3 separate regions of the Mus musculus genome follow, and all the other regions are linked to region 3. A link is a loop called in an ENCODE intact Hi-C map of the cell type or tissue named here. Cell type or tissue: heart. All regions are shown on one strand. Region 1 overlaps Podxl2 (podocalyxin-like 2). Region 2 overlaps Tpra1 (transmembrane protein, adipocyte asscociated 1). Region 3 overlaps Kbtbd12 (kelch repeat and BTB (POZ) domain containing 12).

Region 1 (2,500 bases), 300 kb after region 3:
AAAAGAACCATCAAGACTCACAAGACATTTGGGAAAAGCAGCCCCAAGAAAGAGTGATGAGCAAGCAGGCGGCTTGCCTGGAGGATGGCATTAAGCAACAAAACGACAAAGTCCTACTGGATTTCCAGAGACCCAAGTGGGAGCTACCCCTCAAAAACATGAACATGAAAGAATAAAACACTACAGTCAGGCATGGTGGATACGCCTGTAATGCCAGTACTCTGGAGTTGGAGGTCAGGGATCCAGAGCACAAGGCTATCTTCAGCTAGACATCAAGTTCAAGCTAGCCTGGGCCTTGAGAATAAACAAATAAATAGCTTTTTGAAAGCTTTTTGAGGCAGGATTGCCATTATTTTGAGGCCAGCCTAAGCTAAATAGCAAGCCCCTGTCCTTAAACAACAACAACAAAAAAGTAAGTTCAATATGAGCAAGAACTTACAATTGCTAGATCTACTGAAAACTGAAATGTAGCATACAGACCATAATTGAAGTGGGCGGGGGGAGGGGGGAGGAGGGGAGCAAGTCAATCCTGGGGAGTAGAATGCGGGGGTAACAGTGGCTAGGAAGCACAACATTAAATCCCTTCAGTCGCAAGAGCACTGCTGCTCAGGAAACTCGGGGGGGGGGGGGGGAGAGAAAAGGAAAGAGTCAGGCCCTTGAGAGGAGAGCTGAGTGTGAGCAGATGACAGACATCAGCACTGTGGCCATGGAGAGAGCTGGTGAGTCCAGAGGGAGGTTCCAAAGAGCCCTGGGGGTGGGGGTGGGGGCAGTCAGTGAGTCGCATGAGACCCTGGACAAGGCAGAATCTGGGTGCGGGGTGGAGGGAGCCCTCATCAGCAGAGTTCCACCAAGTGGGAAGTTCCCAAGAGTTCCCCACCCCACACCCCGGCAATGGGGTAGGTGGGGCCGCGTAGAGGGGAGAGGCCTGGTGTCTTGAAATCAAAATAGCTGTGACTACCCACAGGAGACTGACCCTCACAATACCCAGCCGATCCATTCACATTCCCTTGTGGGGGCATAGAGGCCTCATAAGACACCTGAGCCCCCTCCCCACTCTGATATGTATGTATGTATGTATGTATGTATGTATGTATGTGTATATATATATATATATATAGAGAGAGAGAGAGAGAGAGTGTGTGTGTGTGTGTGTGTGTGTGTGTAAGTAACTGCTGGGGGAGGGAGACTCTTGTTCCATGGTGTAGTCGGCCCTAAGTTTTCTATGTGCCTATAAGTTACCATATTAAACTCAACTGGACTTGGGTGGATTCAATTCTCTGATTTGTCAGCTCACATGGGAACAGGTCCACAAATGAACCAAAGATGAGTTGGGGGTGGGGGTGGGGACAGCAGCATTGTCTCTGCTGAAATATGAAAACTGAGGTTGCTCCCTGCGGTGGAATGTACCCACAAGGGATCCCGGGGTAATGTCTTCCTCTTTGTTGCATGGGGTAATAATACTGCACTTTGATGAATGAGGTCTGCCCCCAAAACAGACAATGGACTAGAGAATATATGGTAGTCCCTGGGAGTAGCATGAACAAGACAGAATCCTGGGCAGCCTGTGGTAATGGTGTGGCCTGTGCTGTGTTAAGACAGATAACTGAAACTAGCCATCTGCCCAGAAATGACTATCCTGCCTAAGGCAAGAACACAGCAGGAGAAGAACACATGGACTCTGCCCTCTGCACTAGCCTCAGATTTGACATTGAGGGGGTTGGGGGATATTGGCTGCTGTACTGTACATATGGGGAAACATAACAGAGAGAGAAAGAGAGAGACAGAGAGACTGACAGAGAAAGAGACAGAGAGACAGACAGAGACAGAGACGAACCTGTGGACTGAATCAGACAGTGAAGAGGAGAGGGAGAAGGGACAGCCCTCAGGTCCAACCTCTAATAGAGAGGAAAGGAAAATCTAAGAGTCAACATGCAGACAAACAGGCCTTGCTAATGGCTGGGTACAGGAAGCTTCAGGTGTCAGGGAGTATGCTGCCTCTGAAGTCGGGGAGGACTCTTAGGAAGTTAACAAGCACCTCACGGCCCAGCTTGTGAGGTGGTGGAAGGAGGGTCCATTGTGGGAAGGGGCATGGGATCAGTCTGAGTGCTGTGGAAGCAGAGAGACAGAGTAACACAACTACCCTTCCCTCCAGACAAGTGCTGCATGATTTGAAGCAATGGAGGGAGATCAGTCACTGGTAGACACCTGGTTATCACTGCTGAGCTCTCTATGATACTGGGCACTGGAACACAATAGGGAAGCACAGATGTCACCGAGGGAGTCAGTCACTAACAGGTGTTTGGTGGCATTCCAGGGCCAAACGGGACTGTGGTCATAGGAGAGCTAAGATGCCGATTCGGTAGTGTGCTGGCCAGTCTCTGTCAACTTGACACCAGTTGAGTCCATTGATTCGGGGAGAAGTAACATCAGACTGGCCTGTGGCCATGTCTGTGGGGCTTTCCCTTGATTGATGATTGAGGGGAGAAGGTCCAGCCCCACT
Region 2 (2,500 bases), 360 kb after region 3:
GAAAGTGTGCCCATTGGCTGCCTGGCCCTATCCCACCTTCTCCATCCTGCTGCTGTCTCTCCTTCCTGTCTCACCTAGACCTGTCCATTCTCTGCAGTGGCCTAAGGGACCCCACCCACAGTGGCTTGGGGTCTTTGGAAAGAGCCTTTTCAGTACCGAGAATGAAATCATGTTATAGGTGTGCCACCCCATCTGACCCAGTCTTACCAACTGTTTTCTCTTTCCAGCCGCCCTGGCCTAGTCTTTTTTGTCTTTGGCCAAGTCTGTTTCTACCTCAGAACTTTTGTATTTGCCATTCTCTCTGAGGAATGTTCTTTATCCAGAGTTTTCCAAGGCTGACTCCCCAGTCATGCGTCCTCTTGACAGAACACCAACCCAAATCAACCTTCCTATGTTCCCTGGAATTCAGCCTTAACTGGGACACAAGGCCATGGTAACTAGATAGAGGACTGCACTGTTTCGTTTGGCTGTGGAAGCAGCCTTGGGCATTCATGGAGAGACCTACTTCTATCTCATGGTCTAACATGGCTGCTCTTGTTCCTATCGGCACATCAGTATTCCGGCTGACAGGAAGGAAGAAGGGCACGACCTGAAGCTGGCGAGTTGCACTCTGTTGGTGTCCTTGTGGCCAGTCCCTCCTTCAGGGGAAGCTGGAGAAAGCAGACTGAAATCCCGGGTTCTGCTGGTAAGACGTGTGGGTCCTGGAGACTTGTCTGCGCTCTGTTCCCGTCATAGTGAACCACTCCACTGTCTTCTCAGCCCTTATCCCTAGCAGAACTTTGCTTTTTAAGTACAAAGGTTTGTGTTTCCCCACTCCCACCCCCATCCTTGGGAGGGAGCCGGCAAGAGGGTAGGCCTTGCTTGCCCTGTCCCACCCACACCTGAGCAGCCCAGTGAGTTGCTGGTTATACCAACCACATGGTCAGATCCGCTGGGCAAGCAGAGGGTGCGTGGGTGGAGGATGGTTGCTCCCTTCACCTTTGCCGATCGTCAGGACTGGGAAAAAGTGGAAATGCCCTACTAGGAACCAGGGACATACTTCCCTCCTTGCCCCTCCCCATCAGAAAGTTGGAGGTGTAACAAATCAGAGAAGGCTGAGGACAGGGTCTTGGCTGCCTGCTCAGAGGTTTCCTGTCCCTTTCAGCAGAGACAGCACTAGAGTGTAATGACCCTGCCAAATCCAGGATGTCCCCGAGTGCCCCCCAAGCCCTGCCTTTTCCTGCTACTGCTTAGAGTTAGTGGACCACAATGCTCCTTTTGAGTTACCGCTGACACTGAACAGGGGGCACCAAGCTCTTTGCCACTCCTGCCACAGACAGGTAGGTCCCTAAGCCACGACCTTTTCCTCTGAAAAGATTTAAGTGTTCCTGGCAGTATACAAGCTCGTGCACCCACGTCTGGAGAAAGGAGTGTCTGGGACGAAGTGTGCCACCGGGTCTACAGAGTCAATCCCGGCCTGGTTCTGTAGTGGTCACGTGTATGGCTCTGTTGAGTCTGGATCCACCCACATCCCATTTGGGAGGCCCATTCATTTTGCCGCAGTTCAGGCTCCTTCTTTCTACTGCCATCTTGTGGTCAACGGCTGACACTGCTTCACCCGTGCACTACCTTTGCCCAGCTGCTGGCTGTTTTGGATAGAGGCGATTACCTTCTGATCACTGATCAGAATACAGTTACCTATGAGTCCCGAGGCTCAGCTTGTCCTGCAGGAGGCCCCACTACCATCCCTACACAGTCCTCTCACCAAGGTTCCTCGTCTAGGGTTTTCTGGCCACCATTAGTCTTCTCCCTCCAAGACATTTCTGGGACCCCAGATCATGAGCTCTCTCATCCTCTAGGCTGAATGTCAGACTTTCCTCCCCAAATTGCCACAAAGACACTGGCCTCTGGGCTACTCTGGCCTCCAGCTTCTCTGGGGAGCCTGACCTTCTCAGATGACCTCTTTGGCCCTCTTTGTGCCTAGAGACCTCTGTGTGCTTCAGGTGTCCCCTCCACCTGCAGCTGCTTTTCCAGTGCAGCAGAGAGGGTTCTGGGCTCCTTTGAGGACCTCAGCGGGTGTGTGACCTCAGATCAGATGGTGGGTGGGGTTTGCAAGGTGGAATTGGGAGCATATCACTTAGCCTTCCCAATAGAGTCCTGCTGAGGCATTCTCCATCACCATGGCCTCACTTTTTAGTCTCAGTGCCATTTCAGAGGGGACACTGAAGCACCAGGAGGCCAAGTGGCAGAAGCAGGCTGGGGACCATGCTCTGAACTCCTTCATCTCTGGAAGAACAATTTGGATGGTGCCTATCATTGCTCTCTGGCACATGATGCTCAGTAACTGGAGGTGGCTTGTGTATCTGTCAGGGGCAAAGGCTTAAGGCAGAGCCTGAGAGGAGAGAGCAGGCCCTGTGTGGAGCTAAGAACCCCCTTCTCCCAGCCTCCCGCTCAGTGAGTCCTAGTACAGCCTGCACTCTGCGCTGCCATTTTGGTCTTCCCTGGTAGCCTTAGACGGAGG
Region 3 (2,500 bases):
TGACACCCTCCTTTGGCTTCTGGGGACATCAGACACATATGTGGTCCATGTACATACAAGTAGACTCATAATACACATAAAATGAAAATCGAAACACCTTTAAATTATTTATTGTATCAAGTACCGACAGAATACGCGGCTGTTGTCAGGGTGGAAGGATGTTCTGATGCCATGGAGTTGTCTTGATTTCTGTGTGCACGGGCGGAAGCACAGTCTGAGTAGTGTGACCTTGATACAGCCATCGCCTTCCCTGGGCATGCAGTTGGACAGATACCGACACTTAGCCAGGATGTGGGTAGGGTTAGACCTGTCACAGATGCCACACTGTTCCTTAAGGATGACGGCAGGGGCCCACAATCCTGCAGTGGAGAGTTGCAGTGACTTCCAGAGGCAGGTAGAAGAAGAGAGCCGCAGCCACACTTGGCAGGGCTCTGTGCAGGGATGTAACAATGCCCCAGAGGCAGAGATGGGGCATAGCTCTCAGGGTCATGCAGTGGAAGTGGAACGGGCAGGCTTCCCTCCAAAGTCAGGCGTCTATCTTTACTGTCTAGGCTTTTTGTTTGGTTGATTTTTTTTAAAACAGTTTACTTTTATTTATCTATATGTGTGTGAGTGAGACACATGTGTGCGCATAGATAAGACCATCAGATTCCCAAAGATGAAGTTACAGGTGGGTGTGAGCTGTCTGCAGGGTGTTTGGAACTGAACTCAGGTCCTCTGCAAGGGCTGTGAGTGCTCTTAACTGCTGATACATCTATTCATTCTCCTAATATTCTCATGTTGATTTTTCCACATTCTTTAATTATGTAAGGATATTTTAAAATACCCGTCTTTTAGTCTTTTTATAAAAATCCTAACTTTGCTTTTCTAAAATGTTTTCATGTAAAATATATGAACTATAAACAAATTTTTACACAATTATCTTATGACTAAAATGTTAATTTTAAAATAATATTATTATTTTTAATTAAAGGAACCACAGGCTTTCTTAGAAAAAAAAAAGTTCTTTCAGTATAAAAAGGAAATCTTTTTTGACAGAACTTTAGCGTAATACTGGTTCTGGCCAGCAGGTGGCGATAAAAGCAAAAATTCAAAATGCAGGCTTGCCTGCTTTATTTAGTCATTTACTCATTTAATATTCTGCCACTGGTGTGGGAATTCTTAGAGTCCAGGGCCTCACATGCTAGGTGTTGAGCTACACTCCCACCATGAATACTTTTCAAAAAAATGGAACTATTTAATTTCCAAGCATTTGTCCAGTCTCTTGTTCTTCCACTTACTAGTCTGTACATCTGCTATAAATCCCTTTTTTTTGTTGTTGTTGGACAATGGGGTTCAGTGCACATCTGTCAATCCACAGCTGGTTTCTGGGGCAGACTGCCTTTTCTTAGAAGGGCATCCTGGTGGTCATGTGTTCCTCCACGCAGCCATGGTTGAGTATGCATTCAAGGGTACAGAGAACTGATTTGCAGCCTGAGCACTAAGGAACAGTACAGGAAGTGGGGTGGGTCTACCACATTCATTCTTTCTGAGATTTTAACCTGGAGGGGGTGAGTCGAGTCATGTGTGACTGAGAATTCTGACTCTCCAGATTGGCCCTTTTAAAAAGTCGCTGACCCCTGGTGTACATCAAGGCCCGAAGGTTCAAAACGGATTATGTACAATACAGGGAGAATGAAGCGCATAAACCGTCCGTAGGAATGCATGTAGGACAAGCTCTGTGGAGCCTCAGTTCCCCAGGGTGTGGGGTCCAGACAGGCAGGCATATTACCCCTTCTCACTCAAGAGATTGGGCTCCCACTAGAGATCCCCCACAGATGCAGACAGGACTTAGTTGACAACAGAAGACCTGAGACCACCAGGCAGAAGTCAGCAGAAGGAGAAGTGTGAGGAGCAAGGAGTGAGGGGCACAAGCTGTGAACTCTGGAAAGATGGGCTAGGCCTCTGGTGTGCGTGGAACATGGAGATCAGGAACTGTTCTAGTCTGTCCTGAGGCCTGGTGGGTTGTGCTTTTCATACCTGGATCCCTGTGCCTAGGCATTCTTCCAATCCAGTGCACAAAGACGCTTGAGGAAGTATGTGTGGCTTCTACTGAAAGAGCCTAAATAATGCAGAACTAGAGTAGACAGACATATTTGGTGATTCTTCCCTTTGGAGAGTGGGTGACTCGGGACAAAGCATCCTTGCTCTGTGCCTCTTTTTCATTCTCCGTAATGTTGGCCCCAGAGGATGGACTCAGGGGTCATATGAATGACTGCATGTTATCATAGGTGATCTCCAAGAGCAGTGCCTGGTACATGCCAAAGACCATGAACACATCGGCCCTCCACGTGCACATACACTGATTCTGCATCTGTGAACTCAATTAACCCTGGATGTAAACTATGCAAAGAAGGCTCTGCTCTGTGTGAGCACGCGTAGTGTTTACCGTGTGCTCATACATGAAGTGTGGAAGCAGTTCTTAGACTGTAGGTCATGACTCCACATGTGCCAATTGTGA

Evidence for each region. Hi-C counts contacts between places; a loop is a spot of excess contacts. Peaks named below come from ENCODE experiments on the same cell type or tissue, not always from the same donor. Only the 100,000 strongest peaks of a DNase experiment are listed, where the experiment ranks them.
Region 1: a loop joins it to region 3, with 6 times the contacts of the local background. A loop is called at or near these places in 37 of 42 quality-filtered maps.
Region 2: it touches region 3 in a loop (2.5-fold over the local background); 7 of 42 quality-filtered maps call a loop at or near these places.

What each region holds. Positions count from the first base shown.
Region 1 is chr6:88,852,417-88,854,916 of GRCm38, forward strand. The region is part of intron 2 of Podxl2 (podocalyxin-like 2); the gene reads right to left. Among named protein-coding and RNA genes, the nearest start is that of Gm15612, 11 kb to the left of the region's middle. In heart, no CTCF peak of the experiment used is centred here; no DNase peak of the experiment used is centred here; H3K4me3 peaks cover 229 bases; H3K27ac peaks cover 586 bases; H3K27me3 peaks cover 323 bases.
Region 2 is chr6:88,905,394-88,907,893 of GRCm38, forward strand. Tpra1 (transmembrane protein, adipocyte asscociated 1) reads left to right here. Exons shown (of 12, transcript NM_011906.2): 2 at 556-685. Among named protein-coding and RNA genes, the nearest start is that of Tpra1, 4.4 kb to the left of the region's middle. In heart, no CTCF peak of the experiment used is centred here; a DNase peak (open chromatin) is centred at 1,498; H3K4me3 peaks cover 508 bases; H3K27ac peaks cover 1,550 bases.
Region 3 is chr6:88,548,220-88,550,719 of GRCm38, forward strand. All of the region lies in intron 5 of Kbtbd12 (kelch repeat and BTB (POZ) domain containing 12), which reads right to left. Among named protein-coding and RNA genes, the nearest start is that of Sec61a1, 31 kb to the left of the region's middle. In heart, a CTCF peak has its summit at 1,062 (motif pointing right); no DNase peak of the experiment used is centred here; H3K27me3 peaks cover 338 bases.